Regions from separate parts of the Homo sapiens genome. Here region 2 is linked to region 1. The links are chromatin contacts, found by Hi-C or POLR2A ChIA-PET in ENCODE. All regions are on one chromosome and are shown on one strand. The core of a region is the stretch at or near the end of the contact, and the rest is flanking DNA. Distances in the headings are between cores, read along the strand shown.

Region 1 (6,158 bases), core at 2,353-4,852:
TCATCAACACAAAGTGAAAGAGATTTTTGAACTACTTGTTTTAAATCTGCATTTCTGAAACTGGGATCTAATGACTTCTTTTCAGAGGTTTGAGATTCTCTGAGATTTTAAGATAGCAGTTTTATTTTCATAAGCATAATCTGAGTTACTTGAACATCCACTTCATAATTGTGTAGGAATATGATTTCAGTGACCACATTTGCTTCTGTGCTGAAGATTACATTCACACTAAATCTCCTTAAATGCAGTATTCTTCAGACTGGGTTCCAAAGTCTGTTTTTTCGTTAAACAGCAGTATTATTGAATAATACTGCTGCAGATTTTTATATTTTCCAATATTCTCTTTCTAGACTTTATTTGGTGAATTAATTAAATAAGGCCGGATGTGGTGGCTCTCGCCTATAATCCCAGCACTTTGGGAGGCCAAGGCAGGCGGATCGCTTGATTCTAGGAGTTTGAGACCAGTCTAGGCAACACAGTGAGACCCTGCTTCTAAAAAAACAAAAATACAAAATTTAAAAATTAGCTGGGCGTGGTAGTAAATGCCTGTAGTCCTAGCTACTCAGGAAGCTGAGGTGGGAGCATCACTTAGGTCCAGGAGTTCAAGGCTGCAGTGAGCTATGATCACGTTACTGCACTCCAGCTTAGGCAACAGAGCAAAACCCTGCCTCCATTAAAAATAAACATAAAACAAATTAAAAAAAATGTAGTGTCTACTATATGCTAGTACAGCAGTGAGTAAGAGAGACCAGAACCTGTCCTTAGAGAGCTTATCATTCTGGCAGGAACACTCAACATTACTAATGAAAAAGTCTGGGTTCTTTGATTGAAATCACATAAAGAGTAGAGCACTTTAAAACACAAAACAGTTATCTGCCCTCCTTGTTAACAGCTACTATGGATCAGAGAACCCATACTCATCAGCACATTCCCAAAATACCCTAAGAGCTTGAGGTCAACTTGGTTTTACCTGTCTGGACACAGGTAAACCAATCCTCTTCTAAAAATTATTCAAATAAATCTCCTTTTCTTGCTTTAAGTTATCCTTCTCATAACTGGACAATGAAACAACCCAATTAGATACTCCCTGGTTGAGAAACAATTTTATGGAGAGATTTATATTCAGTGAGGTTTTGACAACACACTTTTTCTGCGTGATTGGGAAGTTTCTACAGACAGAAATCAATCAAGCTGAAACAGTTTAAAATGCCTAAAATGCACTTCTAAACTCAAGAAGAGGTCATGGATAGACGCTAGCCAAGACAGTACAAAAAGTCTCCCAAAAATTTAACCTTGGCTGGGCACGGTGGCTCACGCCTGTAATCCTAGTGCTTTGGGAGACTGAGGCAGGACAGCTTGAGACCAGGGAGCTAAAACCAGCCTGAGCAACGTAGAAGACCCTGTCTCTTAAAAAAAAAAAAAAAAAAAAAAAAAATTTAATGAGCCAGGTGTGGTGGGGCATGCCTGCAGTCCTAGCTACTGGGGAGGATTGTTTGAGCCCAGGAGTTCTTCAGGTTGGGCAAGAGAGGGAGATCCTCTCTCTAAATATAAATAAATAAAAATTAAAATTTAACCTTAATGACGTTGAATAGAACAAATGAGATTCAGAGAAGAGTAGCTTTGTCCTATTAGCTACTACTTTAATGTCTTTGTTAAAAAAAGAGAAAGCTTAAGAAGTCCCAAAGATAAATGTTATCAAATACACTAATTTAAATTTGTAATGGAGTAATTAATGGGTGGCAAATTCCTTGAACAATAGTAGGTTTTAAATATCTTAGTTTGTGGACCCAGTTTTCTAAGCAACAACATCCCCAAAGAAATACTACTGGAGCCAAGACCTGGAGAACTTTGGTGCAATTTCCCTCCTTTAGCTTACTCTAACTCATGATTGCGCCTATTAGACTTTATTATTGCTCTTTAGTGTGATCATTCTTATTTTATAATTGTTCTTGGTGGTTTTTATCCCCCCTCAAGAAGTTCCCAGAAAAAGTGCCAGCTGTATCAGAAAAGAAGTGCACAGATAATAGGATAAGTAGTTCAGTAAAAACTGGGAGAATCCTATCACAATCTTTTTAGCAGCCACTACGATGAGGAAATGAGCTTAACTAAAATACAACTCCTTATCTGCCAATAATACAAATATGAAAGCCTAGAGTCAGTTCTAGTAGCAAAATCTTAACCTGGCTAAGATTTCTAGCCCAAATTAAGCCTCTGCATTTAAACATGCAGGTACACAAGGACGGCCAGATGCACACTGAGAGTTCTACTTGTCACCACATCCGGCACAGAAACTGAAGCAGGGAAAAACTGGCTTTCCTGAAGGAGCTTCCTAAGAAACCGCAGGGCCTCAAGCCAATCTAACTCTGGAGGCATCGACAATCCAAATTCCAGACCAACTCTTGGCCAAGCTAACTTTTATGGTGTACACTAACTCCGCGGTAACAATACACAATCTGGCTACAATCAAGCCTTTCCAATTCTCCAAAGCATCTCTAGTCTTACTCGTCCTTCGTAGCTCAAGATAGAAGCAAAGCGACTGACACAAAGGCCAGTCGTCCCAAGGCGCTTTTTCTATGGCTCCGCTACGGCCACTTATTAACTATTCCTAAACTAGGGGCTCAATGCCCCCCCCTTCTGCCCTTCCTCAATCCTGCCCCGGCCGGTAAGCCTCTGCCTGGGAGCCCCTCCGCCTGGAACAAAGCGAGGGGCCCCGGCGGTGGGGGCAAGAGGCGCCAGCGGCACGGGGACTGCCGCACGGCGCACAATGAGAAACTACCAACTTCAGAGCGCAGGAACATCTCAATTGGCAAGAAAGAGGGGCGGCGGCAGGCACGCCCAACTTCAAACTCAGGAAACCTACGGGCTGGCGGCCATCTGGGAAAAAGCCCCCTTCCCAGGGAGAGAAGAAAAAGGCGGAGGAGATGCGAATCGCCCACCGGGCCCCGGAGGAGAGCCCTGCCCTCAGACCGGCCCCCGCCCCCGAGGCCCGCTTCCCCGCCTTCTCTCTGCCTCTGGTTCGCTGCCCCAGGCCGGGCGGCCGGTTACCTTGATGCGCTCCCGGCACTGGGACGGGGTCCGCTCGTAGCCCAGCTCGGCCAGGGCCCGGGACACGCGCTCGTACATGGCTGGCCCGGGGGCCTTGCTGCCGAACACCGTGCCGGCTCCCTCCAGCTGCTGGTACCGCGCCTCCACCAGCCGCTCGTTGCCCCACACTGCGATGAGCGCGTTCGTCTCGGCTGGCGTCCACGACATGCCCCGGCAGGCGGCGGCGGCGGCTGCCGCAGCCCCGCCACCGCCGCCACCAGGGGAGAAGGAGACCGAGGACGAGGCGGCGCTGCGGCCCCCCAGCCCCAGCCCGAGACCCCCGGACGCCGCTGCCCCCGAGCCCGCCGCACTGCCCGGCCCGAGCGGGGAGGCACCCCGAGGCGTGGAAGGGTCGGACAGCGATGGATTTCCGTCGCTCAGGCCACCAGGAGAAGCCGGGGAAAGCACCTCCATCTTCGGAATTTTTAGCGGCGAGTTGGCGGGCAGCTCCGAGCCACAGGGCGCAGCCATCTTCCAAGCGGCCGCCGCTGCACCGCCCGGAAGTGACGCGCCCGCGCATCCGGCCACCGCGGTCTCCGGGGCTGCCCTCGGGCCTGGCTCGCCCGCGGGCGGATGGCTCCGGGTCTCTGCTGCTGAGGATGTGGCTGCCGGGCGGAGGTCGTCCACTCCCCTGGGCCTTTCTCCGCGAGCCCTCCCACGCCGCCCGCTCCTCTCCCGGGGCGAAGGGCGGGGACGAGGCGCGCCGAAGCCCCGAGCTGAAGAGAAGGGTGGGGGCATGAGGGCGCTGGAGTGAGGAACAGATTGGAGCCTTCCCACTTCCTCTCCAATCTCAGCCCCCGGGAGGAGGGGTGAGGCCCTCGAGGGGGCCCGGAGTTAAGGAGGAATAGACCGTTTCTCTCTCTCCTGTCTCCCCCGCCTCTGCCCGTCTTCCCTCTAAGCCGGCCTCTAGGTGCAGAGGCTGACGTCCAGGATGGGGACCGGGGAAGCCTCTGGAGGGTATATCCGGGAAGGCACCAAGGCTGAAGTGAGAGCGGTTCTGGGGAAGGCTTTAAAAAGCAGATATGGACCAGGGTAGAGTTCGTACGCTGTAGCTTTTCAAGAACACCGATCTCATTAATTAAAGAACAGCAACTATTTAATTCCAGTTATAAACTATTGTTTTCCAGTTAGTCTGGGTAGGTGTGGCCGTTTGTAGAATAGTTAGATTACATTAGTCTATTGCGTTGGTACAGTTGTCTATAGCTTGAGCATATAAAAACTCCTGAGCCCAGCAGAAAAGTTACTTTCCAATACCAGTCTCCATCCTCCGTGCTTTGGAAGTTGCATCGTTTTCCGGTTTTTCGTACTCAAAGAACACTGTCAATTATGACAGCTCTGTGACCTCTGGTAATGAATTAGTGTATTAGTCACTCCTGAAACGTTCCTTAAAGTGCTGGAACTTAACAGTAGCACAGCACATCCAGTACACAGCTGTACCGTATTTCCATATTTTTCAAAGCTGAAAATCTTAATTGGATATCTTGGATCATTAACTTAAAACCTCAGCGGATTTTTCTTTCAAAGCAGACATAACTGAGGATGCTGACCAATGAATGCAAATAAACTATGCAATATTTTTTAAAATAACAAATGTATGTTAGTTTTTTTTAAGCTGAGGTCAACTATGTTTTGGGGGGTATGTGCTTTTTTAAATTATTGTTTTATTTCAATCGATTTTTGGGGGTAACAGGTGGCGTTTGGTTACATGAATAAGGTTTTTAGTGGTGATTTCTGAGATTTTGGTGCGTCCGAGCAATGTACACTGTATCCAATGTGTAGTCTTTTGTCCCTCATTAGCCTTCCCCTTACCCCTGAGCTCCCGAGTCCCCAAAGTCCAATGTATCATTCTTATTGAAGACAGCTAAATTTTTAACTCTGAGACTCACTGGAGAGAATGACTGGTTGTCTTTGGGTGTTACTGAAAAGCCAAAGGATTAAGCAATAGGGATAAAGTAGAGGAGGAGATAATTGTTCTCGTATGTCATATGAAAATGCTAACCATAGTTTGTAAGCTAACAGAAGAAGCCTGAGGAAGTTCCCGAATTTATGATATCCTCTTCCCTTTTTTCCAAAGAAAGATGCAGTCTAGCACCTCAGTTAAGAATATGGACTCTAAAGTCAGACTGCCAGGCTTCAAATTCCAGTTCTGCGACCTCAGCAAAGTTACTTAACCAAGCTCTCAGTGCCTTGTTTTCTTCATCTGTAAAATGAGGATGACGTCACAGCATTGTTGAGAGAATTAATACAGGTAAAGTCCTTAGAACGGTGCCTGGTTCACAGTAAACATTGTGTGAGGACTGTAAAAGAATCTGAAACATCTATCAAAACAAAATTAACTCTCATTCAGCCCAGTGATAAATGTTTTAATGTCATAAGGTATTTGGTGTGTATGAAAGGGAGAGTTGTGCCTAAATCATATACTAAATCAGAGATTCCAAAGAGGGGTGTGTGTGTGTGTGTGTGTGTGTGTGTGTGTGTGTGGGAGACAGGGTCTCACTCTGTCACTGAGGCTGGAGTGCAGTGGTGTGATCTCAGCTCACTGCAACCTCTGGTCCCAGGCTCAAGCGATCCTCCCACCTCAGCCTTCCAAGTAGCTGGGACCACAGGTATGTGCCACCACTCCCGGCTAATTTATGTATTTTTTGTAGAGATGGGGTTTCACCATGTTGCCTAGGCTGGTCTCAAACTCCTGGGCTCAAGTGATCCTCCACCTTTGCCTCCCAAAGTGCTGGGATTACAGGCATGAGCCACTGCACCCAGCCCTCCAAAGAGTTTTTAAATTACCACTTTAACCTTCTGTCATTGTCCCACAAGTCTGAAAAACAACAACAACAAAAACCCCTCCTCCTATTATCATGGGATCCTCGGGATGTGGCTTTGCCAGCCAGAAATCTCTGTGGCTGGTGGTGCCTTTGCCCAAGTTTTGCTTGGGCCCACTAGGTTCCTTCTGCCCACTCAGCCTGGCAGGCTGCACTCAGCTCATGCTACCAGCCCAGATCCCACACCTGCCAAGGGTAAGCCAGGCACAGAGCAGCAAGGGGTGCATGAGCGAGCAAGTGTGGGGTCTGGCCACT
Region 2 (5,642 bases), core at 2,167-4,666, 1.6 Mb after region 1:
CAGCTCAGCTCCATGGTCCAGCCATATAAATCTGATAAAAATAGGAGCTGAAATACCATCCTGGAGTTGCTATTTTTAAAATCATCTGAGATGCTGGATGGGGTATATTTCTTCCTCAAACACATCTTGCTGTTTCCTCCTCTTGGTGGGCAGGATGCTAACGTGGCACATGATACAGGAGCTGTTCCACGCTGCTGCTCACACCCACTCCTGCCAGAGAGGGGCCGCAGGGCCAGGGCTTCCCAGATCTAGATGCACCTGCTCCTCCCTCTGCTCCTGAGGCCCCTCTGGTTGCCCCAGCACAGAGGTGTCCTGCCACTTCCACCAAGCAGAAACACAGGAGAGTTTGGGAGGCAAAGGAAATGGGAATGGAGGCAGCACTGATGGCTTGGAAGGGGACTAAGACCTGTTGTTCCTCTGGTTGCCTTGGTCCCACTTTGGCACAGTTAACATCCAAAAGAAACAGTCCCCATGGGCCAAAGCCCTGCTTATCCCATCCTACTGCCTCTTGCTGAGCCGCTCATCATGTGTTGTAGTTGCACCAAAGGGGGGCCTGGGGCCAAAAAAGCACATGGAGAGGAGAGAGGAGAGAAGAGGAGAAGGAAAGATGGAAAGACAAGAAAAGAGAGAGAGAGAGGAAGGAAGGAAAGAAGGAAGGAAGAAAAAAAAAGAAAGAAAAAGAAAGAAGAGGAGAAGGAAAGATGGAAAGACAAGAAAAGAGAGAGAAAGGAAGGAAGGAAAGAAGGAAGAAAGGAAAGAAAAGAGAAGAGGAGAAGGAAAGATGGAAAGACAAGAAAAGAGAGAGAGAAAGGAACGAAGGAAAGAAGGAAGGAAGAAAGGAAAGAAAGAAAAAGAGAAGAGAAGGAAAGATGGAAAGACAAGAAGAGAGAGAGAGAAAGCAAGGAAGGAAAGAAGGAAGAAAAAGAAAGAAAAAGAGAAGAGGAGAAGGAAAGATGGAAAGACAAGAAAAGAGAGAGAAAGGAAGGAAGGAAAGAAGGAAGGAAGAAAGGAAAGAAAAAGAAAGAAGAGGAGAAAGAAAGATGGAAAGACAAGAAAAAGAGAGAGAAAGGAAGGAAGGAAAGAAGGAAGGAAGAAAGGAAAGAAAGAAAAAGAAAGAAGAGGAGAAGGAAAGATGGAAAGACAAGAAGAGAGAGAAAGGAAGGAAGGAAAGAAGGAAGGAAGAAAAGAAAGAAAGAAAAAGAGAGAAGAGAAGAGGAGAAAGGCACCAGAATTGCTTCCCTCCTGCCCCAAAGATGACATGGCTTCTAGGCAGTGAGCTAAGCTTGTGGCCATGCTGTTAAGAAACTGGAGGGAAAAGATCATCATGAGTAAGCACATTGTGGCCTAACCTGAGGGGAGCAGAATTACGGTTAGCTTCTGGGCACCTAGTAACCAGGCTTGGGATAAGCTGGGGGAGAGGCCTGAATACAGCTTATAGGTTAGAAAAGGCACGCCACCTGCATAGTAACAGCACACACTTATATATAGCAGGTTATGCTTTCAGACCAAATTCGCATCCATTGCCTGATTTAATGCCAACAATAGCCCTTTGAATAAGCAGTTATTTCCTTTCCCCTCCCCCCACCCCAGTAAGAAAACTAAAGCTATTTAGTGGCAGAGACAAGAGTTGGAACTCAGGTCTCCAGGAACAAATGCTGGTTCTTAAGTTCCATTTTCTGGTAGAGTGACATTTACGTGATTCACGGCAAGAACTGCAAACTGTGCTTAGATCTAGTTCATCAAATGGCCAAGTTTAGAGGCTGGGCTGACGCTTGGATCAGTTCTGTCAGATTCACTTAGTTATGAAGGGCAGCTGCTTACTCCCTTTGGGCCAGTCTTCCCATCTGTAGAACAAGGAGGCTCTTCCCTCTTCCTCGACTTGCCCGAGGCAGGGACTTAGTCATTGTGTTCTTTATACCCAGCTTAATTCCAGGCCTGGAGATGGCATGCAATAAATAGTTGTTGAATGGCTCACGCCTGTAATCCCAACACTTTGGGAGGCCGAGGCGGGCGGATCATAAGGTCAAGAGATCGAGACCATCCTGGCCAGCATGGTGAAACCTCGTCTCTACTAAAAATACAAAAATTAGCTGGGCATGGTGGCACGCGCCTGTAGTCCCAGCTACTCGGGAGGCTGAGGCAGGAGAATCACTTGAACCCGGGAGGCAGAGGTTGCAGTGAGCCAAGATCACGCCAGTGCACTCCAGCCTGGCGACAGAGCGAGACTCTGTCTCAAAATAATAAATAAATAAATAAATAAATAAATAAATAAATAGTTGTTGAATGCATGTCTGACTGATTAAGCCAAAGGCACCATATTCAAACAAAATCAGACACTGGTGCAATGCCAAACAGCTTCTGCCCGTGCAAGGAATGATTTAGCATGGAGCACAGTCACCTGCAGAGGAACAACTTGGAGGCAGACTCTCCTTACTCAGCTCACTTGGAGCAGAGCTTCCTGAGTTGGGGGTTCTTGACAGATAAGCCCTCCAGCTTCAGCAGAAGCAGGCTTGGAGCTGCCACTTCTCTGAACCCCCTTGCACTTACTGTCAGTCACTCACACCTTGCACTTATTCACATCCTATCCTGCCTCGTTCTTGAATGGAGTCCATGGTGAGCCTTCTCTGTGCCGCTGGATGGTAAGCTTCCTGGGGACAGGGAATGGGTCTGATAGTTTCCTTGGAGCCCCTGGCGCTCCCGGCACTGGGCTGTTGATACGTGGGGCTCCGGAAACACTGTGCTGACCTGTGAAAGGGACTGGCCTAAGGGGCTGTGGATTGTCCTGTAGGGTGACTTCTGAACTGTTCTTCAGCCTGGGCAGTTCCCAGGTTTATTTGGGGGGATGCCTGGGTCCAAAGAACCAGGGTCAGGGGCCCAGGGGTTTCTTCCTGGAGACAGGATGCCTGGCGCCTTCAATAACGGAAAGGAAACTGAGAAACTTTCTGAGGCCAAGATAAAGAGTATGCAAGTGAGGGGTGCAGAGAGAGCAGTTTAGGGGCAGCAGGCCCCAACCGAAGCAGAGGAAGGGCCCACGTCTGGGCCCAGGGGACTGACTGGCTGCCTTGCGTGCATGGGGCACGGGAAGCATAGGCTCCCGGAACAGGACCCTGCCCCAGTTTCCCCAGTGAGGGAAGGACACCGTTCCCCGTGGGATAGAGCACTGCACCCTTTCTTGATTCTCATTGTTCCCGGGAGCGAGCGCCTTGGCTGCGCTGGGCATACCCACCCTGGCGCCATTCACAGGCAGTGCCTGCCCTGGCCCTGTGCTCACCCCATCAGGCCTCCTCTTCCGCCTCTCTGGCACCCACGGCGCCCCTGCTTGCCTCTGTCCGGGTCTCGGAGGCGCGAACACCATCCCAAGCCTGCGACCGCGCGGCATCACCCCCGCCCTTCCCCCTCCTCCACCCCGCCCTTTCTACCCCTCCCGGGAGCTCCTGGGAGTCGGGCCGCCGTGTGCGCAAGCGTGTCCAGCCCCTTCCCCGCCCCCAACCCGGGCCCGGGTCCCCGCCTCCCCTGCAGGCGGACTCGCCCGCTCCCAGGCCGGACCCGCGCCCGGGACAGGGACCCGGCCGAGTCGAGCCGTCGCGCCAGCGCTGCGCCGCCGGTCGGTGCGCCTAGCGGATCGGAGCTGCGCGCGGAACCGTGCTGCCCCGCCCCGCTCCACCCGTGAGGGTGAGTACGCGGCGGCGGTGCGCGGGGGCCCGCGGGGCGGGGCGGGGCGGGGAGCCGCGGGGTCCTCGGCCGCCTGACCCCAGCCGGCGCCGCGCCTCCCGGAGGGGGTCGGGCCCTGCACGTGGGCGCAGCGCGGGTCGGGGTGGGGCTGCCACAGCCCTGCGGAGCTGCTTTCCGGGGTCCCTTTCCCTGGACCAGATTTTCGCGGGAAGCCGGATCCTCTCCGTTCCCTTGGAGTGAGCAAGCGGGACAGTTCTGCGGAAAGTTTCCGCCCCCAATCCCCCAGCCCTGCGCCCGGACTGAAGCGGCGGCCCCCACCTCCAGCATCCTCGAGCGATGGTTTCTCCCACAACTACCCCGGTCAGGTCCAGCACTTGGGAGCTGACTGTGCTGGAGGTGACAGGCTTTGCGGGGTCCGCCTGTGTGCAGGAGTCGCAAGGTCGCTGAGCAGGACCCAAAGGTGGAGTTGTCAGTGGGAGGCCGGCTGTGCCCAGGGTCCTAGGGCCACGTTATGGGGGTCGTCAGGCCTAGGCCACTGTGCCTCAGGGCTGCATGGGTGGTGAGCAGTGGGAGGGATGCGATGGGGGGAGTGGGCTCAGCTGTCTGCTGTGGGTGTTTCCTCGGGGACCTGGCTGGCAGGGACCTCCCGGCCAGCCCAGAACTGCCAACATGTCTGCCAGCACTGCCCCTCCATTCCCAGTCCTGGGGGGAGGCTCTGTCTGGGCAGCTTGAGGCCTGACCTACTGTGGCTGCTTCCTCTGCTCCCCAGCCTGGGTCCTGAGGGCCTGGCTTAAGGGAACTGCTGCCAGAAGGCTGGGAGTGTAGGCAGTGTTCGGGTGCCCAGCTGTGCCCTGTCTGACCTCATGGCCACCCACAAGCTGGCACCCCCCACAGGCCTCTTGGGGAAGCCTGTACTTTCCACCGCCGGAGGCGGGTACCGCGTGGAAGCCAGGCTCAGGCGGACTCATTCTTTTTGAACTTTGGGAACAGGCCTGGTACAGGCTGAGTTCTCACAAGAGACACACACCCGTGTCACTGTCTCCTGAGCTGTGCCGGACCCGTCCTACAGACTCCACCTCCTCTAGGTCCTGGCCCTGGCATCTGCCAGGGGGATTTTAAATGAGTTGATATATGCTAAGTGCTTTGAAAGGCGCCTGCACGGAGGGAGAGCTGTATAAATATTCACTATTGGTAATATTTCTCCCATGCTGTTACTCTCCAAAGCTGCCCGATAATTCTAGAGTGGGTTCCGGGGACGTGCCCGCTGTTTGGGGCCTAGAAATGAACTCGGGAGGTTGTTTTGCTTGCTGAGAGCTGGTCTGGGAATGCCCCTTGACCGTTCCCTGCCCTGCTCCTGGCCCACTCCCAGACTGCTCCTGTGCCTGGCCCCATTGCGCTGGGTGGGTGATCCTAAGCTGCCCCATGGGCCCTGGGCTCTGTCAAGACATGGGGAGCTTGCCAGGAGTTGGGGCCAGATCCCCCAGACTCCAAGATGGTAACCGAGGTTGTGAGGGTGCACATGGAAGGAAGAGTTAGAAGAGTGAATTGGAAATTGCCAGCTTGGACTTTGGGCAGAGTGGGTGTCTTTAGCTTGGGGATGGGTTGTTGTTCAGAGACAACAGGGCCGCCTTCTCTGTGAGCTGGCGGCCCAGGCTGAGGTGCCTCTGGGCTGCCTTCCCTACGGGAAGCAGTGACTGGCCCTCTGCTTCTCAGGAAGAGAGTGCCGTGCCCCCGCCAGCCTCCCAACCTCGTTAGACTCCTAGAATCCGGTTTTCTGGATAGAACTAAGAATCTGCTCCTTTCTGGACTTTTAATCCTGGAAAGGGCTCCCTTCCCCAGCAGGAGCAGAGAGACCAAACCCCCTTTCTGTGCTCCATCTTGAGCTGTCATTCTGTCCTAACTCCCCACTGGCCACCATCTGCCCTTGCTTTGGGGGCTACCCCAGGTCTGACTTGGGCACGTTCTCTGGG

The links. A loop is a pair of places that touch in the nucleus more often than their neighbours do. ChIA-PET counts read pairs that join two places held with the same protein, here RNA polymerase II (POLR2A). Pooled maps may share reads with other maps.
Region 2: a loop to region 1 is called in a pooled map, with 3 times the contacts of the local background. The contact joins the promoter of GSEC here to the promoter of MSANTD2-AS1 in region 1. A Hi-C loop is called at or near these places in 1 of 50 pooled maps. POLR2A ChIA-PET finds 5 or more read pairs at or near these places in 2 of 52 experiments (A673 and activated CD4-positive, alpha-beta T cell).

Annotation. Positions count from the first base shown.
Region 1 is chr11:124,796,826-124,802,983 of GRCh38, forward strand. MSANTD2-AS1 (MSANTD2 antisense RNA 1) reads left to right here and starts at 3,603. Exons shown (of 5, transcript NR_103862.1): 1 at 3,603-4,431; 2 at 5,159-5,332. It overlaps MSANTD2 (Myb/SANT DNA binding domain containing 2), which reads right to left and starts at 3,581. Exons shown (of 4, transcript NM_001308027.2): 1 at 3,046-3,581. The coding sequence starts at 3,555. RefSeq lists silencers at 2,224-2,273, 2,504-2,583, 2,984-3,223, 3,264-3,933 and an enhancer at 3,160-3,767.
Region 2 is chr11:126,352,171-126,357,812 of GRCh38, forward strand. It overlaps GSEC (G-quadruplex forming sequence containing lncRNA), which reads right to left and starts at 3,417. Exons shown (of 2, transcript NR_033839.1): 1 at 3,272-3,417. ST3GAL4 (ST3 beta-galactoside alpha-2,3-sialyltransferase 4) reads left to right here and starts at 3,516. Exons shown (of 11, transcript NM_001254757.2): 1 at 3,516-3,672. RefSeq lists enhancers at 2,408-3,151, 3,152-3,893, 3,894-4,637, 4,325-4,474 and a silencer at 3,355-3,734.